2 separate regions of the Homo sapiens genome follow, and region 2 is linked to region 1. Evidence: chromatin contacts called from ENCODE Hi-C or POLR2A ChIA-PET data. All regions are on one chromosome and are shown on one strand. Each heading gives the region's core, a stretch centred on a gene start or an enhancer-like site at or near the end of the contact. The rest is flanking DNA. Distances are from core to core; before and after follow the strand shown. Region 1 overlaps TPST1 (tyrosylprotein sulfotransferase 1). Region 2 overlaps TPST1 (tyrosylprotein sulfotransferase 1).

Region 1 (5,089 bases), core at 1,295-3,794:
AAAGAATTCGTTAATATATTCAGTATATATTCATATCAAAGCAAAGAAGAATATCTGCCAAACTATTGTAGTTCTCATTTTCTGTACCTTTCATGTGATCATGGCAGGTATCTGTCATTTCTTTCTTCCTCTAGCCATTCCATGTTCCTTTGGTCCTCAGTAGTCACCTCAGATGGTCTTTGTTCTTTGCCTGGTGGGGTGGCCTAAACCTTCATTCTGGGGTGTATGTACCAATAAATGGCCATATTGTTTTGCTCTAATATCCCGTTAACTTTCCATAATAAACAAGTGTAATAGAAAATCCTAGGTTCCAGGCAATTTCTTTCCTTCTTCCATTGAGTATTTTTTTCCCATTGTGTATTTTAAACTTGGTTCTTCCTTGATAATCGGGATCAATCAGCCTAGCTATTATAGTACCTGCCTTACTTGTCTTTGGCTAAGTGGCATGAGGAGCAAGAAGTGCTGAGTTAACAGTCTCAGCTCTCTGTTCAGTGGAAATAATGTTGTGTCTCCCCCAAAGAAGCACTTCTCCCTTGAGGATTAAGACCTGTAAACTGGGAGAGCCCACAGCTGCTGCGAGTTTTCTTTTGGGGAAGGATTTTGATAATATTTAGTGAATATAGGGCTATTTCGATTTTCTTGTTCTTGTATCAATTTTGATAAATTGTATTTTTTAAAGTAATTTGGCCATTTCACTTAAGTTGTCAAATTTGTTGGCAGGAAGCTGCAGTATTTTCTTAGAGTCCTTCTAATCTTTGTCAAATTGATAGTGATAACTTTTCTATTCCTCATGTGATGACCCCTTGATTCCGCCTCTGTCCACACCTGTTAGTGATTCCCTCCACCTGAATGTGGACAGGACCTGTGACTTGCTTGGAACGAATAGAATACAACAAAGGCGATGGGAGATATGTGATTGCATGATTATATTATATAAGATTACAGCACTGGACTGGCTGGAGTGTGCACGTCTCTCTCTCTCTCTCTCTGGACATAAAGACTGTTATCTTGTATAGACTCTGGGTTCCTTTATAATACTCTTGTGAATGCATTTACTTTTGTTTTAGCAGGCAATCAACTCAGGTAGGCTGGATTATACATTGTTTTGCCTTTTGCAGGCAGTGATTCAAATCCCAATTCAGTTATCAAAGCAAAGCCTTTGCTAAACTGGTTTGGGTTTGTCCTGTGCATGTGTGATTCAGAGGTTAAGGTGAGACCCGTGTAGGTGCATACATAAAAGTGGAGAGCTCCTTCACCTGCTGTTTCTGCTCCAGGAGTTTGCTCTGACTCCCTGTCTTTCTTTGGCTCCTTTCCCTGCTTGCTCTGACCAGAAAGAAAACAATTCCTATCAGAGTTTTAGCCACCTACGTGTGCTGCTTAGTGACTGAAGCTGTCCCACCCTCAAGGAAAAACTTGATGAGAAAAAAATAAACAAACAGAAAACTCACCCTGTAAGGTCACTTCTCCAACTTTTTACTTCCCTCCACAATCTGCCTGCTTTTATTTACTTTCCAGATCCTCATATAGTTTTTTGTTTTGTTTTGTTTTGCTGTGTTTTGAGATGGAGTTTCACTCTTGGTGCCCAGGCTGGAGTGCAGTGGCACAATCTTGTCTCACTGAAACCTCCCCCTCCCGGGTTGAAGCGACTCTTTTGCCTCAGCCTCCTGAGTAGCTTGGGATTACGGGCAGCCGCCACCATGCACGGCTAATTTTTGGTATTTTTAGTAGAGACAGGGTTTCACCATGTTGGCCAGGCTGGTCTTGAACTCCTGACCTCAGGTGTCCCACCCACTTCAGCCTCCCCACAGTGCTGGGATTACAGGTGTGAGCCACCGCGCCTGGCCCAAGGTAGTTATTTTTTAAAAGTTTGCTCAAACTTTATAGTTGTAATTAGAGGGAGGAACAACTTTATGGGATGTAGGTGGCTTAACCTCACCATAATGGAACCAAAACTCCACTTCATTCACTTTTTTTTTTTAGATGGAGTCTCGCTCTGTCTGCAGTGATGAGATCTCGGCTCACTGCAAGGTCCGCCTCCCGGGTTCATGCCATTCTCCTGCCTCAGCCTCCTGAGTAGCTGGGACTACAGGCGTCTGCCACCACGCCCGGCTAGTTTTTTTGTATTTTTAGTAGAGACGGGGTTTCACCGTGTTAGCCAGGATGGTCTCGATCTCTTGACTTCGTGATCCGCCCGCCTCGGCCTCCCAAAGTGCTGGGATTACAGGTGTGAGCCACTGCGCCCGGCCCACTTCATTCACTTTAAAATGAAGTACTTGACCAGAAGCAGTACTGTTTAGAATGCCATTATGGTGAATAAGATATTTTGTAAGGGAAAGGATGCTGGTTTTTGACAGAAATGTTGTGGGCAGAGAAGGAAATCTTCATTGAGTAAAAGCAGTGTCCTTTTTAGATGGAAGCGGTCCAGTGTGATCATCCTGCTACAGATGGCTGCCCAGACCCCCTGGGAGCAGCGCTTTATTGGGGCACCATTGTTGGCCTCTCCTGTTGGCAGGTTGGACACTTAGCCATGATTGTTGCCAGGTCAGCCTTGACAGGTGGAAGCCTGTGTCACTGAGCACATGCATGACCTTCATTCCTGTTGCTCTCACAGTAGGATATGAACTTTGTTCATTAGCGTTCTGAGCAAGGGAAACAGTGGCTGATAAAATAATGAGTCATTTTGTCCACTTGGTTATTGAGAGCCTCCTCTGCTGAGATTATACATTGGTCATCATTTACATGGGACACAAATACCCTCACACTTTGTCCTGTTTGAGAATAGTTTATTGACATAGCTCTTTTCTATATCTTACCACAAGTTTCCCAACCTTATTCTAAGTTTCTGAATTTCCAGTCAAACCATCTGCTGCTGACCACAAATCAGTGTGGATTCGTATTTATAGCCATCACTCCTTTGACACAAAATGTGCAGTCATGTACACTGCTTCGAGTGTATGATGAGCAGCCTAAGCGACTTGGGCAACTTGGTAGCCAGTGGTAAAGTGTTCAGTCCTTACTAAATCCTAGTAGCAAGCAAGGGCTCTTTCTCAAAAGGGAGAGTAATGATCTCCAGAAGTTAGCATAGCTTTGCTCTAAAATCCTAGGGTTCTATACTGTGATTTACCTCTAGGGCCTGCCATACCTCCACACATCACTCATGAAGTATCATCCTGTATCTTAAGTTTTTGTTGGCGATACTAATCTCTGCAGTTCCTCTAGGAATGCAGTATTACTTTTGGTGTAATATTTTGGTAGAGAGAGGCAGCTCTAATGTAACCCCTGAGGTATGGCTTTAGTATGCTACCCATCTCTGTTAGTCCTAGGGACACCATCACCAATCAGCCACCACCAGAGATCTCTACAGCTCACACCATTCTCTTTTCCTACTCTACCTCTGCGTGTGCTTATAAAGTATAGCCATGTGCCCATTGTTTCTGTCATGAAGCGTCACCAGTTGGCTGCTGTGACTCAGAGATCTTTTCATCCTTCCCTTGGGTTCAGGGAATCTATTTCTCTGACAGCCTTTCCCATTGTTATTTCTAGCCTGCAGCGAACAAGCACTAAAGAGCTTTTTAGGGATGTTGTTGCCCCCTTCACCAATGTATTTCTCAAAGGCTTGGTAAAGGAGTGAGTTCTCTAGACATTCCTGGGATGTAGTTAGGAGATCAGTGAACAGATCAGTCATACGTATTAAATACACCCCAGTATTCCTTATTTTCTAACCTTTTGAATAAATTTTATTTTGAGACTGAGTTTTGCTCCTGTTGCCCAAGCTGGAGTGCAATGGCACTGTCTCAGCTCATTGCAACCTCTGCCTTCCGGGTTCAAGCACTTCTCCTGCTCAGTCTCCTCAGTAGCTGGGATTACAGGTGCCCGACACCATGCCCAGCTAATTTTTGTATTTTTAGTAGAGACAGGGTTTCACCATGTTGGTCAGGCTGGTCTTGGAACTCCTGACCTCAGGTGATCCACCCACCTTGGCCTCCCAAAGTGCTGGGATTACAGGCATGAGCCACTGCACCTGGCTTGAACAACTTTTATTTACAGTATACCAAGGAGGTTCTGGCATCTAAGCTTCATTTAATGTAAGCCACTGATGGATCCAGGTTTTGGCCAACCAGGTGAGGAAATTGTTAGAGTTATTCCCTGATTACTCAAGCCAATATACTGCATCCAAAATATCTGGTTAATGTACTCATATATTGATAAATTTGACCAAGTCCAACGTTACATTCCTTCTTGTCTGGTCTAACATTCTTAGGATTCATTGCTACACACTTCCTAGGTTTCTGCAAGTACAAATGGGCAAAATCTAGCACAATGACCCTAGCCCTCTGAGGGTCACAGCAGGTTGGTTCAGGAGTAGGAACCTGACCCAACACAGGCAAATAAAGGTCTTTCCCTGGGACTGTGAAATGGTACCAAGGGAAGAAAGGTGGTTTCTCTCTGGTAGGGAGGGCCACTGGATATAAGGCACAGGAACTGTTGCTGGAAGCGTTAGACACTGCTGACTGCTTGTTCCTTTTTCCCTGTTAGTAAAGACTATTCCTTTAAAAAACCAAAAAAGGTAGATAAAAATGCCAGATATTCATTTTCCCATATACTCTTGTGGGTGGAATGACCACTTGACCATTTTTTTGTAGCCAGTGATACATAAGGAGATTTTTTTTTAACAGGGAAAAAAAGAGCTTACAAATTTTATGTGCACATGTGTGCATGGGAGTTATACAATTCTTTTAAAAAAAAAACTCAAATGGCTAGATGATTGACACTTTTGTACCACCCTGAGATACAGAAAGAATAGGGGCTTGGATCATGGCCAAACAAGTTATGGTGGCAAAACAGGTTATGGGAGGAAGAGAAGACCACCTTTGCCTGGCTAGCAAAGGTAGTCTTGAACTCTCACAGGCAGCAGCCCTCAGAAAGAATGGATAGTAGCCAGTGATAAATGTTTCTAGCAGACCTTTAAAGGTGTTAGACTCTCAGTTAATCATTCTTAGGTCTGGATAAGGAGATGTTTGCTAGGGATTTTCTGGGAGAGATTTAGCTTTCTGAGAAAATAAAGAATTGTGTGAAAAGAGCTTACTCT
Region 2 (5,089 bases), core at 1,401-3,900, 52 kb after region 1:
ATAAGCGCACAATAGTATTGTTATTTTCATTATGAACCATGAAATATTTCAGCTGAAAGGGACCTGGAGGCCATCAAGCCCAACTCCCTGTTTACTGATAAGGAAGCTGGTCCCAGAGGGAGCAGGTCGTTTGTCAGGACCATAGTCCATAGGCAAGGAAACCCAGAACTCAAGAGTGGCTGTTTACTTCTGGTTACCTGTTCAGCCAGGGCCCCAGCCACCCATCCCCACCTCCAGTGGCTTTCTTCGTGTGCTGGACTTGCAGATGTTTTTGCCCTACTGCAATTTTTGTTTGTTTGTTTGTTTCTTGGTTGGTTTTTCAAGTTTGCCCTTGCTTGTTTTAATGTATTATGGATGGCTTATGTGAGTAACCTATATTGTCTCATTGGACTAAGTGCTACATTGTAGACAAGGCCAGCCTTGCCTTCTCAGCCCTTTTTCTATCTGAGTATGTGGCCCTCATCAGGCACATGTCCAGGGACACCAGCTCATGAGTGGCAAAGCTGGTTTCTCAGCCCAGATCTCCAGGTGCAGCTGCTCAGAGTTCATACCCTTGTCCCAGACTTTCAGTCTCTGCTTATCCACCCAAACTTTCTTAAGATCAGTTTTGCTCCAAATGATGTGGCAAAGCCTTTGATCAGTTGTAACTTGAACAGCCTTTTCAAAAAATCTGATATTGGCTGGGCATGGTGGCTCATGCCTGTAATCCCAGCACTTTGGGAGGCCAAGGTGGGCAGATCACAAGGTCAGGAGTTCGAGACCAGCCTGGCCAACATAGTGAAACCTCGTCTCTACTAAAAATACAAAAATTAGCTGGGTGTGGTGGCAGGGACCTGTAATCCCAGCTACTTGGGAGGCTGAGGCAGGAGAATCACTTGAACCCAAGAGGTGGATGTTACAGTAAGCCGAAATCGTGCCATTGCACTCCAGCCTGGGTGACAAGAGAGAGACTTCGTCTCAAAAAAAAAAAATTGGCTGGGCGTGGTGGTGGGCACTTATAGTCCCAGCTACTCGGGAGGCTGAAGGAAGAGAATTGCTTGAAGCCAGGAGGCAGAGAGGTTGCAGTGAGCCGAGATTGCAGCACTGCACTCTAGCCTGGGTGACAGAGCGAGACTTCGTCTCAAAAATAAATAAATAAATAAATAAAAATAAAATCTGATATTGATAGTGATTTTTTCTCATAGTTTACTTGCTGACCTTTGTTTTTTTTTTTTATATAATGTTTTTATTTTTACTTTATATAATGATGTATTGTGCATACTCCATACCAGGCATAAAATACCAAGGATTTTATTTGCATATATATAAGATGATATATATATAACAGATACGCTAAATTATATATACATCTATATATAAAATTGTATTCAGTTCTCAAACCACTCTGGCAAGCTGGTAGTATTCCTGTTTTGCTAGTGAGAAAACAGGTTGAATGTGACTTGCGGTGCGTTGATGGATTATAGACATAAGAAGCACATGGACGCTGGTCCGTCATGTCAAAATCCCAGATGGCAGCAAGCTGCTAATATTGACAGGTTCTAGGATTCAGGTTTCCTTTTTGCTGAGGAGCAAATGCTGAATGTTAGTCTTATGCCCTGTGGGTCTGCATATTTAACAGCAGTTATCAGGCCTTGGCTAATTTTGTTTATACAAAATGCTTTCAAACTTCATAGGTAATCTCCCTGCCCGCCCCACCAAACACACACAAGGCCTCATTTCTTTACCAGCGTGTTGTAGGATGGACCGCATCAGCAGTTGCCTCTGCAGCATTTCACCCTGGCTTGTGTGTGGAGGTTGGGAGGGGCCAACCTGTGCTGAGGAGGACTCAGGAGAACTGGGGACACAGCAAAGCCCTTAGGATGGATACTATCTTTCTTATCTTTTGGGTCCCTTTGGCATTTCAATAACAGTATCTGTGTTCTCTGGAGCTTCCTTTAAAGAACCTTAGGATCCATTTCTTCACGTGAGGAGGAATCAGGGTGCTGACCCCTGGACACTTAAAGAACCTTAGGACCCATTTCTTCACATGAGGAGGAATCAGGGTGCTGACCCCTGGGACACTTAAAGAACCTTAGGACCCATTTCTTCACATGAGGAGGAATCAGGGTCTTGACCCCTGGACACTTAACCTTAGGACCCATTTCTTCACATGAGGAGGAATCAGGGTGCTGCCCCCTGGACACTTAAAGAACCTTAGGACCCATTTCTTCACATGAGGAATCAGGGTGCTGCCCCCTGGACACTTAAAGAACCTTAGGACCCATTTCTTCACATGAGGAGGAATCAGGGTGCTGCCCCCTGGACACTTGAAGAACCTTAGGACCCATTTCTTCACATAAGGAGGAATCAGGGTCTTGACCCCTGGACACTTTAAGAACCTTAGGACCCATTTCTTCACACGAGGAATCATGGTGCTGACCCCTGGACATCTGGTGCCCCTGACAGTGCCCCCACAGTAGCAACAATAGCAGATGACAGTCAGTTATTTAGAAATGGGCAGGAGCAGCCCTGGTTTTGGCCATCTGCTTGCTTTGCACCCAGCAGCTACTTGCATGCATCTGAAAGCACCAGAGTGAGGGTGTGTGTGCCTCCCAGGCAGTCTTCCTGAGGCAGCTGTTCTCAACATCCATCCTCCTGGCCCCTGATCTGCAGGAACCTCCCCAACCGCCTGGCTTGTCTAGGCCTGTAGCTGGGAAGGAAGAGACGAAGACACAGGGAGAACACACCGGGACTCCACACCTGTAACCACATTCTGTTTGTTCGCCCTAGGAAAGATTGCTGCCTTTTCAGCAGAAGGGAAATTCCTAGGATTGGCTGTCCCCTGCCAAGCTTGGTGGAGCGTCTGCACCTTGGCTGCGCCGCCTGTGCATTTGCCAGTTTCCTCCCACTGAGAGGATGGAGGTGTCCGCACAGCTTTGGGCCTCGTGAGGGATCTGCCTCCTGAGCAAAGAGCTCTTGATCCCGATTTCATGCACAGCCCTGCAGTAAGGAGCCCAGAAGGAACATGTGTTTCCTGTTAAAACTCCTCTTGTTCTCTTTTCTTACATTATGACGTTTGTTTTCAAGGAGAGGGTTTAAAAATGGGATCCTGTAAGCAGACTTGGGCAGTCTCCTTTTGAAATAGGTTGTCTGTACATGTTCTAATGTTTTGTAGAACACGTGTGCCTGTTTAAGTGTATTGATGTGAATAATATTAAATATCCTAATTATTTAATTCATTGTATTGTTTCTGAGAAGTTGGGAAATTACCATTATACATTTACAACCTAATGACTTTTGTATTTTATTTTTCAAAATAAAAGCTTTCAATGTGAAGCATTCTGGTAGTTACATGTTTTCATTAATGTGATTTCAGAGAAGCACAGACCTTATCAGATGCTGATGTGATAAACCAAAGTTTCCTTGGTTGGCTGTATTGTAGATACTCCCCTGGAGCCATCACCTTTTTTTGGAGGGGGGTGGTGGGTAGAGGCAGGGTCTCGCTACATTCCCCAGCCTGGGCTCAAACGATCCTTCTGCCTCAGCCTCCCAAAGTACTAAAATTACAGGTGTGAGCCACGGTGCTTGGCCTGCATTATCATTTTGTAGTGAAGTTTTCTTTTTATTTCAAGAGAGAACCTATTGCCATCCACTTTGAGAATCCTGTTCTATTTCATGCTTGCAGACTGTATTTAAGGACATGGAAGTTACTATTTCCACTTGTTTTCTAGAAGCCTTTGTTATGAAACCCAGGATGTCCAGATAGTAGTAATAATTCCCATATTGAGTGTGTTCACATATGTGCCAGCCATGAAAAGGGTATATAACATGTTATCCCATCTCTGCCCCAAAACTTGTACCTATCCATTTAGGTCATATCCATATCAGTAACTGCAGTATTTTCTACTGTCACTTGAGCCAGAAACTGAAGAGTCACACTTGATTTCACCCTTTTCCTCCCTCTTTCCATTCGCATCCAAGATCTTTGATCCTACCTTCAACGTATTTTTTGGATCACAGCAGAATAAGAGTTTTTAGAATGCACATCTGGACAGGAGCCTCCCCGCCTGAAACATTTCAGTGGCTTCCATTTCACTTAAAAGAGTCCAGACTCCTGTCAGGGCCGGCAGGGTCCTCCTCTCCATCTCATCGCAGGCCTCTCTCCCAACCTCACCGCTTGTGCTCTAGAAGTATCTTTATTTTCAGAACATAGCAAGTTCTTCCTGTCTCTACATATCTCCTCTCTCTGGAATGTTCTTCCCTTTGGCTATTTAAGATGAAGTTTTGCTCTGTCACCCAGCTGGCCTGCAGTAGCACAATCTCGGCTCACTGCAACCTCCGCCTCCCAGGTTCAAGCAATTTTCCTGCCTTAGCCTCCCGAGTAGCTGAAATTACAGGCATGTGCCACCACGCCCGGCTAATTTTTGTATTTTTAGTAGAGACAGGGTTTCACCATGTTCACCAGGCTGGTCTTAAACTCCCAATCTCAAATGATCCTCCCTCCTCAGCCTCCCAAAGTGCTGGGATTACAGGCGTGAGCCACCACACCCAGCCCCCTTTGTTCTTTGTCTGATAGGCTCCTTCTCAATTCTGTGGTCTCGGTAAGCCTCACTTACTCAGAGGGATTTTCCCTGGCCTCTTAAACTAAAAGGTAATTCTCCCGCTGCTTGCCTTCTTCATGGTCACACTTTGCAGTGTTTCATCTGTTTGTTGCCTTTTTTATTATCTGTCTCCTCCACCAGCCAATAAGTTCCTGGAGTTCCAAGACTATGTTTTTTCTTGTCTGTTGTACTTTTGGCACCTAGCAAACTGGCACTTTCTAGAAACCAAGTAAGGCCGGTCGCAGTGGCTAATGCCTGTAATCCCAGCACTTTGGGAGGCCGAGGTGGGCGGACCACAAGGTCAGGAGATGGAGACCATCCTGGCTACCACGGTGAAACCCTGTCTCTACTAAAAATACAAAAAATCAGCTGGGTGTGGTGGCGGGTGCCTGTAGTCCCAGCTACTTGGGAGGCTGAGGCAGGAGAATGGCATGAACCTGGGAGGCGGAGGTTGCAGTGAGCCGAGATCACACCACTGCACTCCAGCCTGGGTGATAGAGCGAGACTCC

What was found. A loop is a pair of places that touch in the nucleus more often than their neighbours do. ChIA-PET counts read pairs that join two places held with the same protein, here RNA polymerase II (POLR2A).
Region 2: a loop to region 1 is called in a map of cardiac septum, with 3 times the contacts of the local background. The contact joins two enhancer-like sites. A Hi-C loop is called at or near these places in 1 of 168 maps with a recorded cell type or tissue (cardiac septum). POLR2A ChIA-PET finds 5 or more read pairs at or near these places in 3 of 52 experiments (OCI-LY7, WTC11 and activated CD4-positive, alpha-beta T cell).

What each region holds. Positions count from the first base shown.
Region 1 is chr7:66,305,172-66,310,260 of GRCh38, forward strand. All of the region lies in intron 3 of TPST1 (tyrosylprotein sulfotransferase 1), which reads left to right. Among named protein-coding and RNA genes, the nearest start is that of LINC00174, 93 kb to the right of the region's middle. Within about 2 kb of position 2,545, at least 6 of the 41 ENCODE cell types and tissues checked have a DNase peak (open chromatin) inside an H3K27ac peak, as active enhancers do.
Region 2 is chr7:66,357,126-66,362,214 of GRCh38, forward strand. TPST1 (tyrosylprotein sulfotransferase 1) reads left to right here. Exons shown (of 6, transcript NM_003596.4): 6 at 2,770-3,318. Among named protein-coding and RNA genes, the nearest start is that of LINC00174, 41 kb to the right of the region's middle. Within about 2 kb of position 2,651, at least 3 of the 41 ENCODE cell types and tissues checked have a DNase peak (open chromatin) inside an H3K27ac peak, as active enhancers do.